Linked DNA regions of Homo sapiens: region 2 is linked to region 1. A link is a contact called in ENCODE Hi-C or POLR2A ChIA-PET data. All regions are on one chromosome and are shown on one strand. The core of a region is the stretch at or near the end of the contact, and the rest is flanking DNA. Distances in the headings are between cores, read along the strand shown. Region 1 overlaps ANKS1A (ankyrin repeat and sterile alpha motif domain containing 1A). Region 2 holds the start of TCP11 (t-complex 11).

The links. A loop is a pair of places that touch in the nucleus more often than their neighbours do. ChIA-PET counts read pairs that join two places held with the same protein, here RNA polymerase II (POLR2A). Pooled maps may share reads with other maps.
Region 2: a loop to region 1 is called in a pooled map, with 2.1 times the contacts of the local background. The contact joins the promoter of TCP11 here to the enhancer-like site in region 1. A Hi-C loop is called at or near these places in 5 of 50 pooled maps. POLR2A ChIA-PET finds 5 or more read pairs at or near these places in 3 of 52 experiments (H1, PC-9 and activated T-cell).

The regions. Positions count from the first base shown.
Region 1 is chr6:35,009,351-35,013,803 of GRCh38, reverse strand. The region is part of intron 10 of ANKS1A (ankyrin repeat and sterile alpha motif domain containing 1A); the gene reads right to left. Among named protein-coding and RNA genes, the nearest start is that of ANKS1A, 120 kb to the right of the region's middle. Within about 2 kb of position 2,588, at least 2 of the 41 ENCODE cell types and tissues checked have a DNase peak (open chromatin) inside an H3K27ac peak, as active enhancers do.
Region 2 is chr6:35,139,026-35,143,068 of GRCh38, reverse strand. It overlaps TCP11 (t-complex 11), which reads left to right and starts at 1,730. Exons shown (of 10, transcript NM_001370687.1): 1 at 1,730-1,864; 2 at 2,185-2,322. The coding sequence starts at 2,199.

The DNA.
Region 1 (4,453 bases), core at 1,339-3,838:
ATATAAAGCACTTCACAAGCATTCATTACCTTCACCATCCTTATAACTCTGAACAGCAGAAGGAAGGGACAGAAGGTAATATGGTGAGAGGGCTGAAGTGAGAAACTCTGAGACAGGCCCCAGAACTGTCACTGTAACCACTCATCCCATGGACAAATGTATGAAGTGTCTGTCCTCAGGAGGCACCCAGGTGGATATGAGGATAAAGAGGCCGGGTGTGGTGGCTCACGCCTGTAATCCCAACGCTTTGGGAGCCTGTGGTGGGAGGATTGCTTGAGCTCAGGAGTTCAAGATCAGCTTGGGCAACATGGCGAGACCTCATCTCTATAAACAATTTAAAAATTAGCTGGGTGTGGTGGTGCACACCTGCTGTCCCAGCTACTTGGGAGGTTGAGATGGGAGGATAATTTGAGTCCAGGAATTCAAGGCTGCAGTGAGCTGTGATCATGCCACTGCACTCCAGCCTGGGAGACACAGCGAGACCTTGTCTCACCAAAAAATAAAAAATAAAAAAAATAAAGACACCAAGTCTGCCTCAATAGATGCTTTAAGACAGGCATAAATCATATGCTTGGCAGACAAAAAGGAAAGCCTGATTACTTCGAACCAGAAGGCTTCTCAGAAGAGGTAGCTTTCGAGCTGAGCACTGAAGGAGAAATAAGACCTTGTCAGGCTTACAGAGAAGTAAAAATACATTAGAAAAGGCAGAGAAGGGCCAGGTGTGGCAGTACATGCCTGTAATCCCAGCACTTTGGGAGGCTGAGAGAGGAGGATCACTTGAGCTCAGGAGTTAGAGACCACCCTGGGCAACAAACCTCACGCCCAGGGACTAGTGAAGTTGCAGAAGAGACCCTTAGGCCTTTCTCCTACACTACTTCCCATGTTCCCCGAGCTCTGCCCTCCCCACAGTCTGCCCTTCTAGGAGAGAAACAAGGAGATAGTGGCACACAGGGAGGGAGGCCTGTTTCTTATGCTACCCATACATCGAGGCCAGCTGTTCTACTCAATATGGCACACCAGCATGCTAATTCCCAATCCCATCAACTTGTGATCCTCATTCATTTTCCTTATACCCTGTGAGCTACTGAAGCAAGGGGTCTTCTGTGCTGCATTTTAATTACTACGATGAGCTATGGGATCTCAAGGGCTTTTGAATAATAACACTTCAACATTTACACATTTTCATTCACCTCTGCCCACTTAAATTAAGGCTAAAGAATGCAGCTCATGTGAGGAGTTGCTAATTCAAATCTCCCCTCAGGCCCAGAGAAGAAGGCTGGGGGACCCAGTGTCTCATATTGTTTTGTGTTCTCCGTATCATTAGGATTGGAATCCTCCAGCTGCCTAGTCACTATAGTGAGCATCAAAAACCATGGGTGTGCAGGAGAACTCCCAAGTACATGGCTGCTTTCAGAGGGTCACCAGGCTCTTCCTGGAAGGAAGGTCCTGACCAAGTTATTCAGACACTTGCTGAAGACTGCAATTTGATAAGACAAATAGACTGAGAGTTCATTTTGGTCCACGGCAACCTGAGAAATAGAATAAGAGCTAGACAGGGATTCAAGAAGCCCATGTTTTAGTTCCAGCCCCGTGACTTTTCCTCTCTAGGTCTCTTTCAAAAAATGAATGCCTGGGATGCATTCTCCAGGGCTTTGGGATTTAGGCTAGTTTGAATCTGTGATTAAAGGACCTCTCTATAGTCCCTACCAGTTCTATGATGTTAAGAACATGAATAGCAGAAAGGCTTTTGATGAAATGGTTTTAGCCTCATGGTTAAAAGTACAGGCTTTGGATTCAGTCACACTAGGGTTTAAGTCTCAGCTCCAATACCTAACCTTTTCTTCCTCAGCTCTGAAACAGGGACAAAAATAGCCCCTACCCTGAAGATCTGTCACAAGATATACAATGACATAATCAACATAAAGGAAATCAGCATGGCAGCTGGCCCGTGGGAAGCATTCAGTAAATGATAGCTGCTATCATTATCACCATTTTTCATTTACAGTCATTTCTGAACTCTTAGCTCATCATGCTAACACTGCACAGAGAGGCTGGTTTCCCTTCTCCTGACTCTGCAAAGGAGACTGATTTATTCTGAGTAGCCCTTTTAAAGAGGCAGAATAAAACTCAAATGCCAGGGAAGGCCAGTATTCTTATAAGTTTGGTTTGGGATTACATGTAATAGCACAGTGGAGAATCTTCAGATTAGGAGCCATCTGTACTCACCTTGGGGCCCATAGGTATAGCCCAGCTTTGGGACTTCGGACTGTTTCACATTGACTTGGTCTTGATTACCTCATTACATCTCCCCCTTCTTCTTGAACTCCTAAAGCGTCTGTTCTCTACCTGTCATTGGACCTCTGACCTCTGGCCCCCAAACTTCCCTAGTTTTCAATATACCAGCTTTGCCTGGATCAGCTTCCAACCAGCCACGATTTCTAACCATGCCTAATTTAATAGCATATTTGCTGTCTTTGCTCCCCTTGATCTTCTGCCAGTTCTTGTAGTGGGTATTCATAGCCATTTGCTTTCTCTTCTCCAGTTGCTGGAATGTTGAGCCCTTTTAAATACTCAAGAAACAACTGACTTGAGTCCTCTACCAATTCACCTAACTCAGCTGGCTTCCAACAGCTACTACTTATTGAGTACTACTCCTTCTGTGCCAGACACTATGCCAAGCATTTTCTTTTTAATATTCACAACAACCATGAGGTAAGAATTAGTATCCCTTCTACATGTAGAAACTGAGGCTTAAAGAAGTTAAATGATTCCCTAAATAATAGTCACCATCCAGTAAGTGCTAGAGCAATAATTCAAATGCCAGCTTGATTACCAGGCTCAGTGAGCTTTTCATTCATCTCTTGAAAACTATGTAAGATCGATTTCCTCATCTCTTCTGCTCTCTTTAAGCCATCATCTTTACCCACAGCACCTGCACTTTTTGGAGGACAATCACACCAATTTCCCGAGAAGACAGATCAAACTTTTTTAATGACTACTCTCAACACCATGTAAAAATTGGGGGGTAATTTCATCACTTCTCTCCTACCTTAGAAATTAGACCCCATTTAGGCTTTACCAATGGCCTTCTAACTGCCTAACCCTTTTTCTAGTTTTCATCCTTCTAGCTCTTTCTAGATCAATGGATACTGTTTGTCCATTGCCCCCAGTACTCACTCTCCCCTTCCTTCCTTGGTTATGGGACTTTTAGACAGGTTCACAGCCACCTAGAATAAAGACAATTATTTCCCACCTCCTTTGTAGCAAGGTGTAAACACATGACCAAGTTCTGGCCAGTGGGTTATAAGTGAAAGTGGCATGTGTAACTTTTGGGAACTATCTTTAAAGTGCCATTCTCCCCTTTCTTCCTTCCCATGCTGATGCCTTGAACTTGGATAGCCATCTTGAACCATGAGATGGCAGAAAGGGACTGGGTCCTTAATGGTCATGAACTGTTGTTGAGCCCAGCACTCTTTACTTCTATCTTGTTCAACCAGAGTTATTGAGGGTTTTCTGTCACATTCAGCCTTAGCTCCTAAGATATTGCATTATCCCAGTTATCTTCCTATGTTTCTTTCCCCTTGTGCCTCTAAACATAAGCTCTACTCTTTAAAAAAAAAATTATTATTATTATTTTGGAGATAGGGTCTCACTCTGTCGCCCAGGCTGGAGTTCAGCAGGCTTGACCTCCTGGGCTCAAGCAGTTCTTCCACCTCAGCCTCCAAGTAGCTAGGACTACGGGTGCACACCACCACACCCAGCTAATTTTTAAAAATTTTTTATTTTCGTAGAGACAAGATCTCACTATGTTGCCCAGGCTAAGTTCTGTTTTGGACCTCTTCAATCTCTCTCGTCTCTCAGCAATGGACTTTTTTTTTTTTTTTTTTTTTTTTTTTTTTTTAGACAGAGTCTTGCTCGTGTCACCCAGGCTGGAGTGCAGTGGTGTGATCTTGGTTCACTGCAACCTCTGCTTCCCAGGTTCAAATGATTCTCATGACTCAGCCTCCCAAGTAACTGGGATTATAGGCTTGCACCACCACACCCAGTAAATTTTCATATTTTTAGAAGAGATGGGGTTTCACCATGTTGACCAGACTGGTCTTGAACTCTTGGCCTCAAGTGATCCACCCACCTCAACCTCCCAAAGTGCTGGGATTACAGGCAAGATCCACCGCGCCCAGCCTGGGTTCTCTTTAACGTTAAGAATCACCTCAACTTGGATGACTCCTAAATCTGTATTTCTAACCTTCACATCTCTCATCAGACTCATATTTCCAAGTGTTTATGAAGTATCTTCACTTGGATGTTCTCTGGTACCTAAAACACCTCAAACTTAACACATTTGAAACCGGATTTAATATCATCCCTCAAACATGCCCCCTCCCTCAATTCTCTATTTCTGTTAGTTGTACATTATTTTCTCAATTAACCAAGCTCAAACCTCAGAATCATC
Region 2 (4,043 bases), core at 481-2,980, 130 kb before region 1:
GAATATTTAAACAGACAATTTAACATATATGAAAGAATTGTTAGAGGAATTTCAGACATCAGTAGGGAGTTTTACAGCAATGCAATTTTTGTGGGGGAAACGAACTGGTGTTATTCTGGAAACTTTCCCAGAAGTAAAAATGCCAAATGGAATTCCTGATTTGCATTTTTAAAGAGAAATCAATAACCCAGCCTAAATATCTCCCTATGTAATAAGGAAGCATCATATTTCATTGAACTCTTTGCTGAAGTCATCATGCAACTTCCTCCCACTTCTGGTGGTTTTAGGGTGAAGGCTGGCCTGCTTCACAGTTGGCATCCCTGAGGGAAATAGCAGGAGAGGGCGAGGAGGAGGAAGGGGTAGGTTTGGTATGGATGAGTCTGAGATGCTCTGGATAAACAGTAACTTGGCTAGGCCACTCCCCTGGTATATGCCTGGGCCTCAAGGTGGAATGGACTTTTTTTAAGCACAAATGCTTTTGGGTGTCTTTATAATTTCCCCCTCCAAACCCAAGAGTTGTGCAAGAAACATCCACACTCCACACTAACAAGGCAAAGGTTGTTTTTGTTTTTTTTTTTTTGAGACGGAGTTTTGCTCTTGTTGCCCAGTCCGGAGTGCAATGGCGTGATCTCGGCTCACCGCAACCTCTGCCTCCCAGGTTTAAGCGGTTCTCCTGCTGCAGCCTCCTGAGTAGCTGGGATTACAGGCATGAGCCACCACGCCCAGCTAATTTTGTATTTTTAGTAGAGACGGGGTTTCTCCATGTTGGTCAGGCTGGTCTCAAACTCCTGACCTCAGGTGATCCACCCGCCTCGGCTTCCCAAAGCCCTGGGATGACAGGCTCGAGCCACCGCGCCTGGCCTTGTTTTGTTTTTTTGAGACAGAGTCTCGCTCTGTTGCCCAGGCTGGAGTGCAGTGGCGCAATCTCAGCTCACTGCAACCACGGCCTCCCGGATTCAAGCAATTCTCTGCCTCAGCCTCCCGAATAGCTGGGAATGCAGGCGCCCGCCACCACGCCCGGCTAATTTTTGTATTTTTAGTAGAGTCGGGGTTTCACCATGTTGGCCAGGCTGGACTCGAACTCCTGACAGGAGATCTGCTGGACTCAGGTGTCAGCCACCGCGCCCGGATTCTTACCATAATACTTTCATCTTTTGTTTTGTTTTGTTACTGTACACTTTTATGGTAAGAAGTCATGACACAGTAATAAAGAGAGACGGGAGCAGGTGAAGAGGAAACGCTTCCTTTCTATTTTCTCAGGCAGGGGCACTCCAGGTCTTCACATCACTGCAAGGGCGACAGAGTAGACTTAGAGTCAAGAAAGGCAAGGGCTAGAGCCCAGGAGGCGGAGGGCGACAACGGGCGGAACCCCAGTGGGCAGAGCCTGGCCCCAGCCCTGGCGGCTCCTCCGCTTCTCCCACATGTGAGGAAAGAGCGCGGCCCCTGCGCCCCTGCGGCACACGCTGTGAAACAACCCTCCTGGGTGTGGCTCGGCTTCTCGGCTGTCCAAACAGCCTGAAGAAAAGCCCCATGCATGCTCTGGCCTCGTCTCAGCAGTTCCAGGCCATCCTTCTCGAGGGGCGGGAGCTGACCGGCATGAACCGGCCGCAGCGAGCCGCTCGAGGCCTGGTTGGCTTCGAGCTCAGGAGGGACGCACGAGCCTGCCGCTTCCGGCTCTGGCGGGGGGGGCACGTGCCCCGTCCCGTTGCCCCGGCGACCGCGGCGGTTTGTTCTCAGGCCCCGGCCTTTCTCACCGTGCGACGCCCCAACCCGCCGCTCCGCCGCGGTGGTACGCTCCAGGCCGCCAGGCCGCGAGGCCCACCGAGCGGACGCCAGTGGATGACCCGCGGCGGGGGAGGAGGAGGTGACGGCCTGGGAGCCGGAGGCGGGCCTGGGCCGGCGTTTCGGGCGAGGGGGGCACCTCGCCGCGAAGGAAGGGGCCTTCCCACGCTTCCCGCCCTGCGCCGGGCTTCTGTGGCTTTAGTTTCCTCGTTGCCGCCCAGCGCTCCACTTCTGTCCCACTCTCGACTTCCGCTCCTCCACGCTCCTTTGCCCCTTTCTGCCCCTCAGCACCCCCAAGACCCTGAGGCCGCTACCCCCCTTCCCGCCGCCCCCAGGGACCCCCTTGGCAATTGGGGAGGCCCCTTCCCCGACGCCAACAACACGCCTTTCTCCCTCACCCAGATACCATCAGCAAAATGCCAGACGTCAAGGAGAGTGTGCCCCCGAAATATCCTGGCGACTCAGAGGGCAGGTCCTGTAAGCCCGAAACCTCAGGACCCCCCCAGGAAGACAAGAGCGGCTCCGAGGACCCCCCTCCCTGTAGGTCCAGCTCGGCAGTCCCTGTGGCCCCCTAGGGGGTGCTTAGTGTGGGGGGTCCGCAGGCCCCCCCATCCCCCAAGTTTTCTCTCTTCACTATCCCTCTCTCGTTTGTCTTTCTCCGTTTCTCCCCCACCCGCCTTTACTTACAGGCCCGAGGGCAGAGGTCTTCAAAGAGTTTTTGGTTCTAGAGAAAGAAGTGACCCAAGCGTGATTACTTGAATCTGACAAGATTTGAGACTGAGTCGGTTCAAAGCCCTCCTTTGTATTGTATTTTGAATATGTAGGGGGGATTGGCAGATAGATCTGGGATTGATTTTAAAGAACCCAAATGATCCCAGACGGGAATTGGGTTTTCTCAGCGCTTTGCTAACTCAAGAAATAGTAGTGTCCTGGGCCCAGTCTCTAGCTCGGTTCTGTAGTGGGTGTTCTTTTGTGTTCTTGTTGGGGCACAAGGTCTTCTCCGCGCTTCGTGGTAGGTCCAGTCTCACTGGGACTCATGCTGTATTTCTCTTAATCTCCAGAGAACGTAACTAGTCATCAAACTGAGGAGCTGTCCGTGTGCAACAACTCAAGATAAAATTCTTGACTATTGAAATGCGAAAAATTAGATTGAGGCTTTGCGGCTGAATTAGATTGGTTTTTCTTGTGGCCACATGAGGTCGCTGCTGGTTAACTGAATGGCACCAAAAGGCATATTGGGGTCATTTCCAACAGCTATGAACCTGAGGTAGGATGAAAAATCCGTTTTTTTGTACACACAATTTAAGTTTTTGAGGTGTCTATTTAAATGAGTCCATATATAAAACAACTCTCAGTAAAATGAATAATCAAATTCCTTTTTAAAAAAATTTGAAATTTTGTGTATTAGGTTGACTTGGTTGTTATATTACTTGAAAATGTCTTTGTCCTTGGGATCTGGATTTTTAAAATCTATTTCGGTTAAATTTTATCTCTAATTTCTCTTTGAGCTCTCCTCATTCCTGAATTTTAGAGCTGTTTTGGAATTGCTTAGTGCTGTGTAACTTTTGAGCAACAGAAGTCTTATCAAGGCAGGCTATGAACTTTGATTTGTTGTAGTTGGAAAGTGTTTCTGTGTATATTTCCCTCCGTCCCTCAATAAGCTGCTGTAGTTCAATCCCCTTCTGAAGATTTTCTCTTAGCTCTCATTTAGCATTAGTGAATTAGCAGTGAGTCTGTTTACATATTTGATTGTGTTTTGCCATTTTGGCTGAAACTAAAGACTTCAGAGAGGCTGCAGAAATAAAGGGAACCTCAAGCGTCCACTTAAGGTCCAGTTCACCTTCATGTTTACCTAAGCAGAGACTCAGTGGATTTTTGGTAAAGGTCTACAATCTCCTTAACTTTTTATTTTTAAATATCGTAAGTCTGCTGGAAAGTAAAAAATAATACAGTGAATGCCCACAGTGTTAATATTCTGCCGTATTGCTTTTTCTCTCTCCCTGTATTTCCCCCTCCTGCCTTTTAAAATTGCAACGTCTTGACTTCTTTTAATTTTTGTTGTTGTTGATGGGTTTTTTTTTTTTTATAAACTAGCTGTTTTTTGAGACGGAGTCTCTGTCACCCAGGCTAGAGTGCAATGGTGCGATCTCGGCTCACTGCAACCTCCACCTCCTGGGTTCAAGCGATTCTCCTGCCTTAGCCTCCTGAGTAGCTGGGATTATAAGCATGTGCCACCATGCCCAGCTAATTTTTGTATTTTT